Linked DNA regions of Homo sapiens: all the other regions are linked to region 1. Evidence: read pairs that join two places in POLR2A ChIA-PET (ENCODE). Cell type or tissue: B cell. All regions are shown on one strand. Region 1 overlaps SPPL3 (signal peptide peptidase like 3). Region 2 overlaps CCDC62 (coiled-coil domain containing 62). Region 3 has its middle 9.3 kb from the start of RNU4-2.

Region 1 (4,000 bases):
TTCATCTGAGGCCTCAGGCTTGGGCTTCACTCTTGACCTAGATAGGGCAGGTGTAGCAAAGAAAGTTTTGTTCATTTCTTCTTCAAGCTAGTTATACAGTCATTGTGACCTACGTACAGTGCCTGACTTTGTTTTGTTGTTTAAGTTTTGTCTAGACCTTGTTTAGCTTGACCTTCCAAACTTGACTAAATCTTCAAGCTTTGCCTGATAGCCTTTGACTGTATACTCTGACTTTATAAACTTATGAAATTTACACTCATTTCTTTTTTGTTTGTTTGTTTTTGAGATGGAGTTTCGGTCTTGTTGCCCAGGCTGGAGTGCAGTGGCACCATCTTGGCTCACCGCAACCTCTGCCTCCCGGGTTCAAGTGATTCTCCTGCCTCAGCTTCCCGAGTAGCTGGGATAACGGGCATGCGCCACCACGCCCAGCTAATTTTGTATTTTTAGTAGAGACGGGGTTTCTCCATGTTGGTCAGGCCGGTTGTGAACTCCTGACCTCAGGGTCATCTGCCTGCCTCAGCCTCGCCAAGTGCTGGGATTACAGGCGTGACCCACTGCACCCGGCCCCCTACACTCATTTCTTATAACCGCTTGCAAAAATACTACTTTTAGAAGTAAAGATTAGTTGTGAAAAACAAATACCTTTGCCACTGATTAGTGCAAATGTTTCTAGAAATGCCATCTGGGACTATGGCTAGGCTGGCTGGAACTAGTTGAAGATTTGAGGTAAGAACAATTAACCAAAAGGTAAGAGTATGGAGAGGAAAAAATGGAAGACCAGAAATTGAGGCTTGGGAAACTCACAATTAAGAAATGTCAGGAAGAAGAGGAATCAGAAGAGGCTCCATCAGAGGTAGGATAATTAGGAAAGTGCAGTGGCGATGAAAAGGCATAAGAGAATTTTTAGGGGCAGGAGTGTAAAAAGCTACAAGGATTCAGAGAGAATGAAGAAAAAGCAGGCTATTGAATTTGTAAAGGAAGTCATTACTGAGAGTGCACTGCTAAGATCAGAGTAGTGGGGGTGGAAGCCCAATCAGGGGTAGGTCATAAAGAAATAAAGGCATCTTCTGGGTACTGGCCATTTGTTTGAGATGTGAAAGACTTGAGGAAAGAGAATGGTTGGTACAGACAGCAGGGTCATAAAGGTCTTCTTTTTGTTTTTTATAAATAAGGGAGATAATTGTATATTTGCAGGCAGGGAGAGAAAATTGATCTCGGAAAAAAATATATATTTTTTTCACGCCATTCTCCTGCCTCAGCCTCCCAAGTAGCTGGGACTACAGGCGCCCGCCGCCACGCCTGGATAATTTTTTGTATTTTTAGTAGAGACAGGGTTTCACTGTGTTAGCCAGGATGGTCTCGATCTCCTGACCTCATGATCCGCCCACCTCGGCCTCCCAAAGTGCTGGGATTACAGGCGTGAGCCACTGCACCTGACCCAGTATTTTTTTTTACTGTAGTTTCAGTTTAGAGATTTCTACCTTTTAAAGAATTATTAAGGGTTTCAGTTAGGGGTTGTAAAGAGAATTTCAGAGGAGTCCTTAGTGTGTACGTTTAGTTTTTGTCTCTCTTGGTTTGTATATTGTCCACTAAATTTTGGGTTGTATTTTTTTTTTTTTTTTTCCCGAGACAGAGTCTTGCTCTGTCACCCAGGCTGGAGTGCAGTGGCACCATCTCGGCTCACTGCAACCTCTGCCTACCGGGTTCACGCCATTCTCCTGCCTCAGCCTCCCGAGTAGCTGGGACTACAGGCGCCTGCCACCATGCCCGGCTAATTTTTTGTATTTTTAGTAGAGACGGGGTTTCACCGTGTTAGCCAGGATGGTCTCGATCTCCTGACCTTGTGATGCACCCGCCTTGGTCTCCCAAAGTGCTGGGATTACAGGCGTGAGCCACCGCGCCTGGCCTCTAATTTTGGGTTGTATCGTATTTTAATAGCCTTTGTGTTTTTTATTGTTGGAATATAAAATCTACCCTCTACAATCTGACTTTCAAAACAATCTGGTCTTATAACCCTGCTTCCCTATATTTCCTTTAAATATTACGTGTTACTTCAGCCACACTGGGTTACTTCTGTTTCCTCTTTTATGTACGGTGACTCTTCTGCCTCGTTTGCCCTTCTTCCAAGTCTCTAAACATGTTGACTCCTACCCATTTTTCAAGGTCTGACTGCAATGTTTTCCCCTTGCTGTGGAGCCTTCTTTCTGATTGGCGCAGGAGAAATGTTCTTCTGATGTCTACAGCTCTTTATCTGTTCCTGTCATGTGGGCAGCACTCAGGATTTTCTGACCTTGTATTGAATGTATTTAATATGACCATCTTCCCGTTTTGACAATGCACTTTGTAAGGGTAGGTTCAAAGCCATTAATTTCATGGTGCAAGGACCTACAGATAGTAGGTGCTCAGATTTTCTTTGTAAAAGAATGAATATTTTAGGGGTGAAATTTGTTAGATGCTGGATTTTAGAATAGAATGTCTCCCTAAAAATATGGTGACAAGGCACATGGAAGAGAGGAGAGAACATCTTACTGCTCTTTGAAGGAAGTACAGAAATAAAATGGTTACTGTTAAGTTGGTTCAAGTGTTATGTCCAAATTTGCCTAACTTTCTAATATCCTGACAACACCTAGAGAAAGAAAGGGACTCAGCTAAGGGAGACATTTACAAAGGGCCACAAGCCCTTTAGAGCGCTCTTCTTCATTCAGCTTAGTCTTCTTGAACATGACCACTGACTCACTTATAAAAGTATAAGTAAAATACAAGTTTATTTATACTTTATATTTCCCAAACAGCCATTTATTAAATATGTGGCATATATTACTTGTTTCCTAAAGTGGAGACACTCAGCTGCTTTTTTTTTTTTTTTTTTTTAGAATTTGCAAAACAGTCTTAGGGAAAAAAATTTCAGTAACATGCTCATGTGAAAATATTTTGCAGGAAACATCTCGAGATATGAGTATAAGCTGTATGTAAACTAGCTTTTGAACAATGTAATATTTCTCTCTCACTACTATTTCAGGAATTCATAGTCTTTGTATTACGCTTTTGTTTAAAAAGCTAAAAAAATTTTTTTAATAGAAACTTATTTTGCCGTTTTTTTCTCCTTTTTCTAAAAGTCTGTTTTCTTTTTCAGCTCATTTCTTGTCCTTTGTTTTATAATTATTCAGAAAGGGCAATTGAAAAAAATCTCGTGGCCTGATGTGTGCTTATTTTAAAGTTAATAGATATAGCAGTGCCTCAATCTTAGGTCAGAATTAAATAACACCGTCATCTGGAATAGGCATAAACCAGACATTTGGGAGATTAGGAGTTAGTTTTGTTTTTGAACCTTTGTATCTTTGCAGTGGTGAAAACTCACAGGCCTAAGGATGATGTATTAGGCTGGATTCCTGGGTAGCAAAGGTTATAAAACCATGGGCAGATGTTATCAACCAGCTTAGGAAAAAGGGAATAACAAGTAGAAGTAGGGAAGAAATGTGAATGGCAAATGTGATTGAGCAATAGAAGCAGAGGCGAAGGTTAGAGATGAAGTGGAAAAAGGAGGCAGCTACCAGAAAGTAGACAGCTAAACCAGAGTCATTGTGTAGCAAAGGTGCAGATGGCCCAAGACATCTCTGGAAATCCACCTTTGTGTTCAGGTTAGATTTACCAAGTTGATAATGAGTCAACCTTTAGTGATAGGATAGATAGTCTTAGCTTGTCCTGTTAGCTGTTGAGAGCATCGGGTTTCGGCTTCACAGCTAGATACCTCGGAGACATTCTTGATTCTCATCAAATAATAAGGCCTGTTGACTTTTCGCTCCGTGTTTGTGTGTATATGTAGAATATTATTTAATATATTTTAAATTTGCTTCCTCTCCCTTTTCCTAAATTTTTGTTCCAAGATGACCCTTCCCTTTTTTCCCTTAAAGTTTTGAGGACATGAATAATGTTCATGTGTTTATCCTCAGTGGTCTGGCCCATAGTTTATTAAAAGTGAAGATTATTCTGGATTTGATTT
Region 2 (4,000 bases), 1.9 Mb before region 1:
AGACCATCCTGGCTAACACGGTGAAAGCCCGTCTCTACCAAAAAATGCAAAAAATTAGCCGGGTGTGGTGGCGGGCGCCTGTAGTCCCAGCTACTCGGGAGGCTGAGGCAGGAGAATGGCGTGAACCCGGGAGGCGGAGCTTGCAGTGAGCCGAGATCGCGCCACTGGCACCAAGGCCTGGGCGACAGAGCGAGACTCCGTCTCAAAAAAGAAAAAAAAAAACCTGTTAAGTTGGAAGTAATCAAAATTTTAAATTTCGCTTTTTAAAAGACACTGTTAAGAAAAGCCAGGCCAGGCACAGCGGCTCACGCCTATAATCCCAGCACTTTGGGAGGCTGAGGCAGGAGGATTGCTTGAACCCAAGAGTTTGAGACCAGCCTGGGCAACATTGTGGGACCCTGTTTCTACAAAAAATAAAAACATCAGCTGGGTGTGGTTTCGTGTACGTGTAATCCCAGCTACTCAGGAGGCTGAGGTGGGAAGATCACTTGAGCCTGGGAGTTGGAGGTTCAAGTTGGCCCTGCATTCCAGCCTGGGTGACAGAGCAAGACTGTCTCTAAAAAACAAATAAATAAGCTGAGCATGGTGGCTCATGCTGATAGTCCCAACACTTTGGGAGGCTGAGGCAGGAGGATTACTTGAGGCCGGGAGTTCAAGCAGCCTGGCAAACAGAGTGGGCATGGCAGTGCGTGCCTGTGGTCCCAGCTACTTGGGAGACTGAGGTGGGAGGATTGCTTGAGCCCAGGAATTTGAGGCTGCAGTGAGCTGTGATCACGCCTGCGAATAGCTACTGCACTCCAGCCTGGGCAACAGAGGAAGATGCTGTCTCAAAAATAAATAAATACACAAAATTAAAATTAGGCCGGGCAGGGTGGCTCATGCTTGTAATCCCAACACTTTGGGAGGCCAAGGCAGGTGGATCACTTGAGGTCAGGAGTTCGAGACCAGCCTGGTCAACATGGTGAAACCCCGTCTCTAATAAAAATGCAAAAATTAGTGAGGCATGGTGGCAGGTGCCTGTAATCTCAGCTACTTGGGAGGCTGAAACAGGAGAATTGCTTGAACCCAGGAGGCAGAGAATTGCAGTGAGCTGAGATCGTGCCATTGCACCCCAGCCTGGGCAACAAGAGCAAAACTCAGTCTCAAAAAAAAAAAAAAAAAAATTAAAAGTCCATATCTGTTAGAGAGACATCATGATCATGAAATATTTATGAGTGACATGATATGATGCTGAGCTAAAATGCTTCCAAAGAAAACGTGTATGGATGGGGTAAGATAAAATCGATGGTGGTCAAAGGTGAGTGACCGTGCCATTCTTTCCACTTCAGTGCATATTTGAAATTTTCTTTCTTTCTTTCTCTCTCTCTTTTTTTTTTTTTTTTTTTTTTGAGGTGGAGCTTTGCTCATTGCCAAGGCTGGAGTGCAATGGCACAATCTCGGCTTACCATAACCTCCACCTCCGGGGTTCAAGCAATTCTCCTGTCTCAGCCTCCCGAGTAGCTGGGATTACAGGCATGTGCCACTATGTCCGGCTAATTTTGTATTTTTAGTAGAGACGGGGTTTCTCCATGTTAGTCAGGCTGGTCTTGAACTCCTGACCTCAGGTAATCCACCCGCCTCGGCCTCCCAAAGTGCTGGGATTACAGGCATGAGCCACCACGCCCGGCCTTGAAACTTTCTATAATAAAATTTGGTTTTTTAAAACATTTCCAGCTGGCCGTGGTGGCTCACGCCTGTAATCCTAGCACTTTGGGAGGCCAAGGTGGGTGGATCACTGGAGATCAGGAGTTTGAGACCAGCCTGGCCAACATGGTGAAACCCTGTCTCTACTAAAAATATAAAAATTAGCCGGGCATGGTAGAGTAGGCCTTTAGTCCCAGTTACTTGGGAGGCTGAGGCAGGAGAATCACTTGAACCCGGGAGGTGGAGGTTGCAATGAGCTGAGATCGTGCCACTGCACCTCAGCCTGGGCGACAAGAGCAAAACTCTGTACCCGCCCCCTCCAAGAAAAAAGTCCCCAAGAATTTATCTTCATATGCCCCAGATCATTAGAAAGAGGAAGTTTGGGTCCAGTGACATCTAAGTGTAACTTTTTCCTCCTTAAAACAAGCATGTTCCCTTTCCTCCCTAGAGACACAGAAACTCTCCCTCTAACAGAAAGGCCGCCCTGCCGGTGATATTTGCACACTGGTGTTCAGTGGTGTGTTTGGATGTGACAAATATAGTCAAGAGAAAATGAAACGCATACATTTGTGGCACTGCCAGTGAGATTCTCATGGCTGATGGGCAGCAGTGTGCTCAGCTCCAGGTCCGTCACCATCTGACGAGATTCCGCCAGCAAACGCTGGAGCTTGCTCGTGGGCGAGAAATCATCCTGGGAGGGTAACACAATTGAAGCCTACAGGAAATTAAGAGGCACCTTTAAATGCTTAGGTTTACAAACACAAATGCTAACTACCTAGGAATATTGTTTTCTTTTTTCTTTCTCTTGCTCTGACGCCCAGGCTGAAGTGCAGTGGCACAATCACAGCTGATTGCCTCAAGCTCCTGGGCTCGAGTGATCCTCCTGCCTCAGCCTCCTGAAAAGCTGGGACCATAGGTGTGTGCAACCACACCGAGCAATTTTTTTTTTGGTAGAGGTGGGATCTCACTATGTTGCCCAGGCTGGTCTTGAACTCCTGGCCTCAAGTTACCCTCCTGCCTCGGCCTCCCAAAGTGCTGGGGTTATAGGCGTGAGCCACTACACCCGATCACCTGTGAATATTTCTTTGTCTTTAGGTGTTACAAAGCAAAGCTGGACATCAAATAGTAGAATAAGAATAACTAAATTCATTCCTTTTCTTTCTTTCTTTCTTTCTTTCTTTCTTTCTTTCTTTCTTTCTTTCTTTCTCTCTCTCTCTCTCTCTCTCTCCCTCCCTCTCTCTCTCTTTCTTTTTTTTTTTTTTTGAGACGGAGTCTCGCTCTGTCACCCAGGCTGGAGTGCAGTGGCATCATCTCGGCTCACTTCAAGCTCCACCCACCTCAGCCTCCCAAGTAGCTGGGACTACAGGCACCCACCACCATGCCTGGCTAATTTTTTTTTGTATTTTTTAGTAGAGACGGGGTTTCACCACGTTAGCCAGAATGGTCTCAATCTCCTGACCTCGTGATCTGCCTGCCTCAGCCTCCCAAAGTGCTGGGATTACAAGTGTGAGCCACCGCACCCGGCCTCTTTTTTTTTTTTTTGAGACGGAGTTTTGCTCTTGTTGCCTAGGCTGGAGTGCAATAGTGTAACCTCAGCTCACTGCAACCTCCACCTCCCGGGTTCAAGTGATTCTCCTGCCTCAGCCTCCCGAGTAGATGCGGCTACAGTTGCCCGCCACCACACCTGGCTAATTTTGTATTTTTAGTAGAGACAGGGTTTCACCATGTTGGCCAGGCTGGTCTTGAACTTCTGACCTCCAGTGATCCATCCGCCTCGAACTCCCACAGTGCTAGGATTACAGGCGTGAGCCACTGCACCCAGCCCCCTTTATTTCTTAGAACCTACTCAGTTAAATAATTTGACTTAAACAGAACTTACTACAGCTAATGAAGTAACACCCATGCGATAAAAGAATCCTAGGCATTGGTTAACTCTCCTCAACCAACTTGTCAATGCTGTATTTAGCATGTCAAAATACTTGCAAAATAGGACAACATTAAAGGCTTATAAGCCTTGAAAAATATGTGGGTATGTGCCTTCGTTTATTCCTATTAAATTTCAACTTTGGGATGTGAAGTTTGGCATGAAAATTAGTCACTGCCAATTGCTCTTAAAGGGGCCTAGACTGAATTTTTTTTTTTTTTTTTTTTTTTTTTTTTTTTGCAGATGGAGTCTCACTCTGTTGCCAGGCTGGAGTGCAGTGGCGTGATCTCAGCTCACTGCAACCTCCAACTCCCGGGTTCAAGCAATTCTCCTGCCTTTCAGCCTCCCGAGTAGCTGGGACTACAGGCATGTGCCACCACGCCCAGCTAATTT
Region 3 (4,000 bases), 610 kb after region 1:
GAGGCAACCAGAGCCTTCCCAAGGCACTGTGTCCAAGTCGGCTGGGAATCCTGGACTTGCCCAAAGGCTGTGGCACAACCCTGACACTCCCCTTCATGAGTCAGACAGTCTTGGGTTTGAATCCTGACTCTTCCACTTTGTAGCTGTAGCTGGGAGCAGGTGACTTTACTTAATAAGCCTCAGTTTCCTGGCCTGTAAATAGGACATAAAACACCCATTAGGTTTTAAAGACTTAACGTGATGCTTTACACGTGTTAAACAATGTGTACTCAATAATAATAATATTTATTATTAACTCACAACAACTCGATTCAGCACTTGGGTGGCTGGATAAATCCCCAAATCTGTCCTTTTCCCTCTTAGCCCTAAAGTCTCACCTCGGTTCTTCAATGATGCTAATAGCTACAATTTCTCAGCCCTTTTTGTGCATTTTTGTTTTTGTTGTTAAATCCACATAACAGCCATGGAAGGCATATATATGTTTTATTATCCAGATTTACAAAGAAGGCAACTGAGGCTCAGAGTGGTCAAGTCACTTGGTCTCAAACCACACAACTACTAAGTATTAAACCTGTAGAACCTCACTCCCATTTTACTGAAGAGAAAAGTGAGGCTCAGAAAGGTGAAAGATGAGGTATCATGCCAAAGACTACACAGTTGGCAAATAGAACTGGGATTTTTTTTTTTTTTTTTAGATGGGGTCTCACTGTGTCACCCAGGCTGGAGTGCAGTGGTGGAAGCTCAGCTGACCGCAACCTCCGCCTCCCGAGCTCAAGCGATCCTCCCACCTCAGCCTCCCGAGTAGCTGGGACCACAGGCACCCACCACCACGCCTGGCTAATTTTTTGTTTTTTTGGTACAGACAGGGTTTCGCCATGTTGCCCAGGCTGGTCTCGACCTCCTGAGCTCAAGTGATCCACCCACCTCAGCCTGGGAAGTACTGGGATTATATGCGTGAGCCACTGCACCCAGCCAGAACTGAGATTTAAACCCTTGCCTGTTTTGGGTTTCCTGGACACGAGGAGCCTCTCCTAGAGGGCCGAAGGGCCTGGTAGGACCCACCCTCTGAGCCATGAGGCTCCTCCTTGAGATAAGCCAGGGGAGGCTGGAAACTTTCCGTCTTACTACCCCTATTCTGGGGCCCTCGGCATACCTTTCCAAATACCAACCCCTCCTTCCAGAATGCTCTTCCCACAGCCTCCCTTTCGCAAAACATCAAGCTAGGGTTAGCTCTTTTCCAGGAAATGTTTTCAAGTCTCAGTTGAATCACTCTTGAGCGGTTGAGGCCCCTCTTGTTATTGTCTGTACTGCCTTTCTTTTCTTTCTTTTTTCTTTCTTTTCTTTCTTTCTTTTTTTTTTTTTTTTTTGAGATGGAGTCTCACTCTATCGCCCAGCCTGGAGTGCAGTGGCGCGATCTCGGCTCACTGCAACCTCCGCCTCCCGGGTTCAACTGATTCTCCTGCTTCAGCCTCCCGGGTGGCTGGGACTACAGGCACGTGCTACCACGCCCGGCTACTTTTCCGTATTTTTAGTAGAGACGGGGTTTCACTGTATTAGCCACGATGGTCTTGATGTCCTGATCTTGTGATCCGCCCACCTCAGCCTCCCAAAGTGCTGGGATTACAGGCATGAGCTACCGCTCGCGGCCCGTCTGTGTCTCTTTCTTTCTATTTAACTTTCCCCTTCCTTCCTTCCTTCCTTCCTTCCTTCCTTCCTTCCTTCCTTCCTTCCTTCCTTCCTCCCTCCCTCCCTTCCTCCCCTCCCTCCCCTTCTCTCTTTCTCTCTTTTTTTTTTCCAGCTTCCAAAAGCTTTATTGGCAAATATGCTCTATAAAAGAATGATCAATCCTGTTGCCTCTAAGTCAGTAGAATGAAGAGCTGTGTCCAGGGACACACCACACCGTGCTGAAGGAGACTGCTGCTGTGTCCACCTCTTATTCATAGACCCAGTCATGAGCACAAGACTTGTAGTCAACCAGTTCTTCAGGCTTAAACCGTAGGCTGATTTCTTTTTCAGCACTTTTTACTGAATCACTGCCATGAATGATGTTCCTGCCAACCTGAATGCAAAAGTCCCCACGAATGGTGCCTGGCTTAGAATCTGCTGGATTGGTCTCCCCAAGCATCACTCGGCCTGTCTTCACGACGTTCAGCCCCTCCCAGACCATGGCCACGACCGGCCCTGAGTTCATGTACTTCACCAGCCCAGGGAAGAATGGGCGGTCCTTCAGGTCAATGTAGTGCTGCTTCAGGTGTTCTTCAGAGGCCGGGAGGAACTTCATGGCCACGAGGCGGAACCCCTTCTGCTCGAAGCGCTTGATGATCTTGCCCACCAGGCCGCACTGCATGCTGTCCGGCCTGATGGTGATGAAGGTGCGCTCGAGGTTGGCCGTGGTCCGGGAAGCTGGAGGGGCCAGGCGGCAGTGCTGCGCTCCTCTCTTTCTTTTTTGGAACAAGGACTTGCTCTGTCACCCAGGCTGGAGTGTAATGGTGTGATCATGGCTCACTGCAGCCTCCAACTCCTGGGCTCAAGCAATCTTCCTTCCTCAACATCCCCAGTACCTAGGACTACAGGTTGGCACCTCTACAACTGGATAATTTTTTAATGTTTTGTAGAGATGGGCTGTTTTCCTGAACTCAAGTGATCCTCCCGCCTGGCTTCCCTAAGTGCTGAGATTATAGGCACTAGCCACCACACCCGTCCAGTAGTGACATTTTTTTAAATGTACTTTTTAAAAATTATTTATTTATTTTATTTTTATTTTTTGAGACAGAGTCTCCCTCTTGTCACCCAGGCTGGACTGCAATGGTGCGATCTCAGCTCACTGCAACCTCCCACTCCTGGGTTCAAGTGATTCTCCTGCCTCAGCCTCCCCAGTAGCTGGGATTACAGGCATACCACCATGCCTGGCTAATTTTTGTATTCTTAGTAGAGACGGGGTTTCACCATGTTGGCCAGGCTGGTCTAGAACTCTTGACCTCGTGATCCGCCCGCCTCGGCCTCCCAAAATGCTGGGATTACAGGTGTGAGCCACTGTGCCTGGCCTATTTTTGTAAAATATTAATTTGTTTTAGCAATAGATTAAGTTACATATGTGGGCCGAGCTCAATGGCTCACACCTGTAATCCCAGCACTTTGGGTGGCCAAGGCAGGCAGATTACACGAGGTCAGGAGTTCAAGACCAGCCTGGCCAACATGGTGAGACCCCATCTCTACTAAAGATACAAAAAATTAGCTGGGCACGGTGGCATGCATCTGTAATCCCAGCTACTCAGGAGGCTGAGGCAGGAGAATCGCTTGAACCCAGCAGGCGGAGGTTGTAGTGAGCCGAGATCGTGCCATTGGACTGCAGCCTGGAAATAGAGCAAGACTCCGCCCCTAAAAAAAAAAATTCAAACTATGCAAAAGAGTACTTAGTGAAATCTCCTTTCTACTCTTGATTCCCAGCCACCCCATTCCTCCAGCCCCAACCCTAGCCAGTTAACATTGGTAGTGTGCATTCTTCCAGAGTTGTTTCAATTTAATTTGTATAAGTATCTTTTTTATCTTTTTTTTTTTTTTTTTTTTTTAGACACAGCCTCACTCTGTCCTCCAGTCTGGAGTATAGTGGCACACTGCATTCTTCACCTCCTGGGCTCAAGTGATCCTCCTACCTCAGTCTCCTGAGCAGCTGGGACTACAGGCGCCCACCACCATGCCCGACTAACTTTTTTCGTATTTTTTTAGAGATGGGGTTTCACCATGTTGCCCAGGTTGGTCTGGAACTCCTGGGCTCAAGCAGTCCACCTTCCCTGACCTCCCAAAGTGTTGGGATTACAGGCGTGAGCCACTGCACCCAGCCTTGTATAAGTACCTTTTTTTTTTTTTTTTGAGACGGAGTTTCACTCTTGTTGCCCAGGCTAGAGTGCAATGGCTCAATCTCTGCTCAACACAACCTCCCCCTCCGGGTTCAAGTGATTCTCCTGCCTCAGCCTCCCGAGTAGCTGGGATTACAGGCGTA

The links. ChIA-PET counts read pairs that join two places held together with the same protein. Peaks named below come from ENCODE experiments on the same cell type or tissue, not always from the same donor. Only the 100,000 strongest peaks of a DNase experiment are listed, where the experiment ranks them.
Region 2: POLR2A ChIA-PET joins it to region 1 with 5 read pairs; 1 of 35 experiments calls an interaction of 5 or more read pairs at or near these places.
Region 3: POLR2A ChIA-PET joins it to region 1 with 5 read pairs; 7 of 35 experiments call an interaction of 5 or more read pairs at or near these places.

The regions. Positions count from the first base shown.
Region 1 is chr12:120,890,608-120,894,607 of GRCh38, reverse strand. The region is part of intron 1 of SPPL3 (signal peptide peptidase like 3); the gene reads left to right. Among named protein-coding and RNA genes, the nearest start is that of SPPL3, 12 kb to the left of the region's middle. In B cell, no CTCF peak of the experiment used is centred here; a DNase peak (open chromatin) is centred at 2,167; H3K27ac peaks cover 644 bases.
Region 2 is chr12:122,811,668-122,815,667 of GRCh38, reverse strand. It overlaps CCDC62 (coiled-coil domain containing 62), which reads right to left. Exons shown (of 13, transcript NM_201435.5): 11 at 2,249-2,398. Among named protein-coding and RNA genes, the nearest start is that of HIP1R, 22 kb to the left of the region's middle. RefSeq lists an enhancer at 1,991-2,070 and a silencer at 3,256-3,431. In B cell, a CTCF peak has its summit at 2,193; a DNase peak (open chromatin) is centred at 2,137; H3K4me3 peaks cover 634 bases; H3K27ac peaks cover 1,420 bases.
Region 3 is chr12:120,280,650-120,284,649 of GRCh38, reverse strand. It overlaps the pseudogene NME2P1. Among named protein-coding and RNA genes, the nearest start is that of RNU4-2, 9.3 kb to the left of the region's middle. RefSeq lists an enhancer at 3,987-4,000. In B cell, no CTCF peak of the experiment used is centred here; no DNase peak of the experiment used is centred here; H3K27me3 peaks cover 194 bases.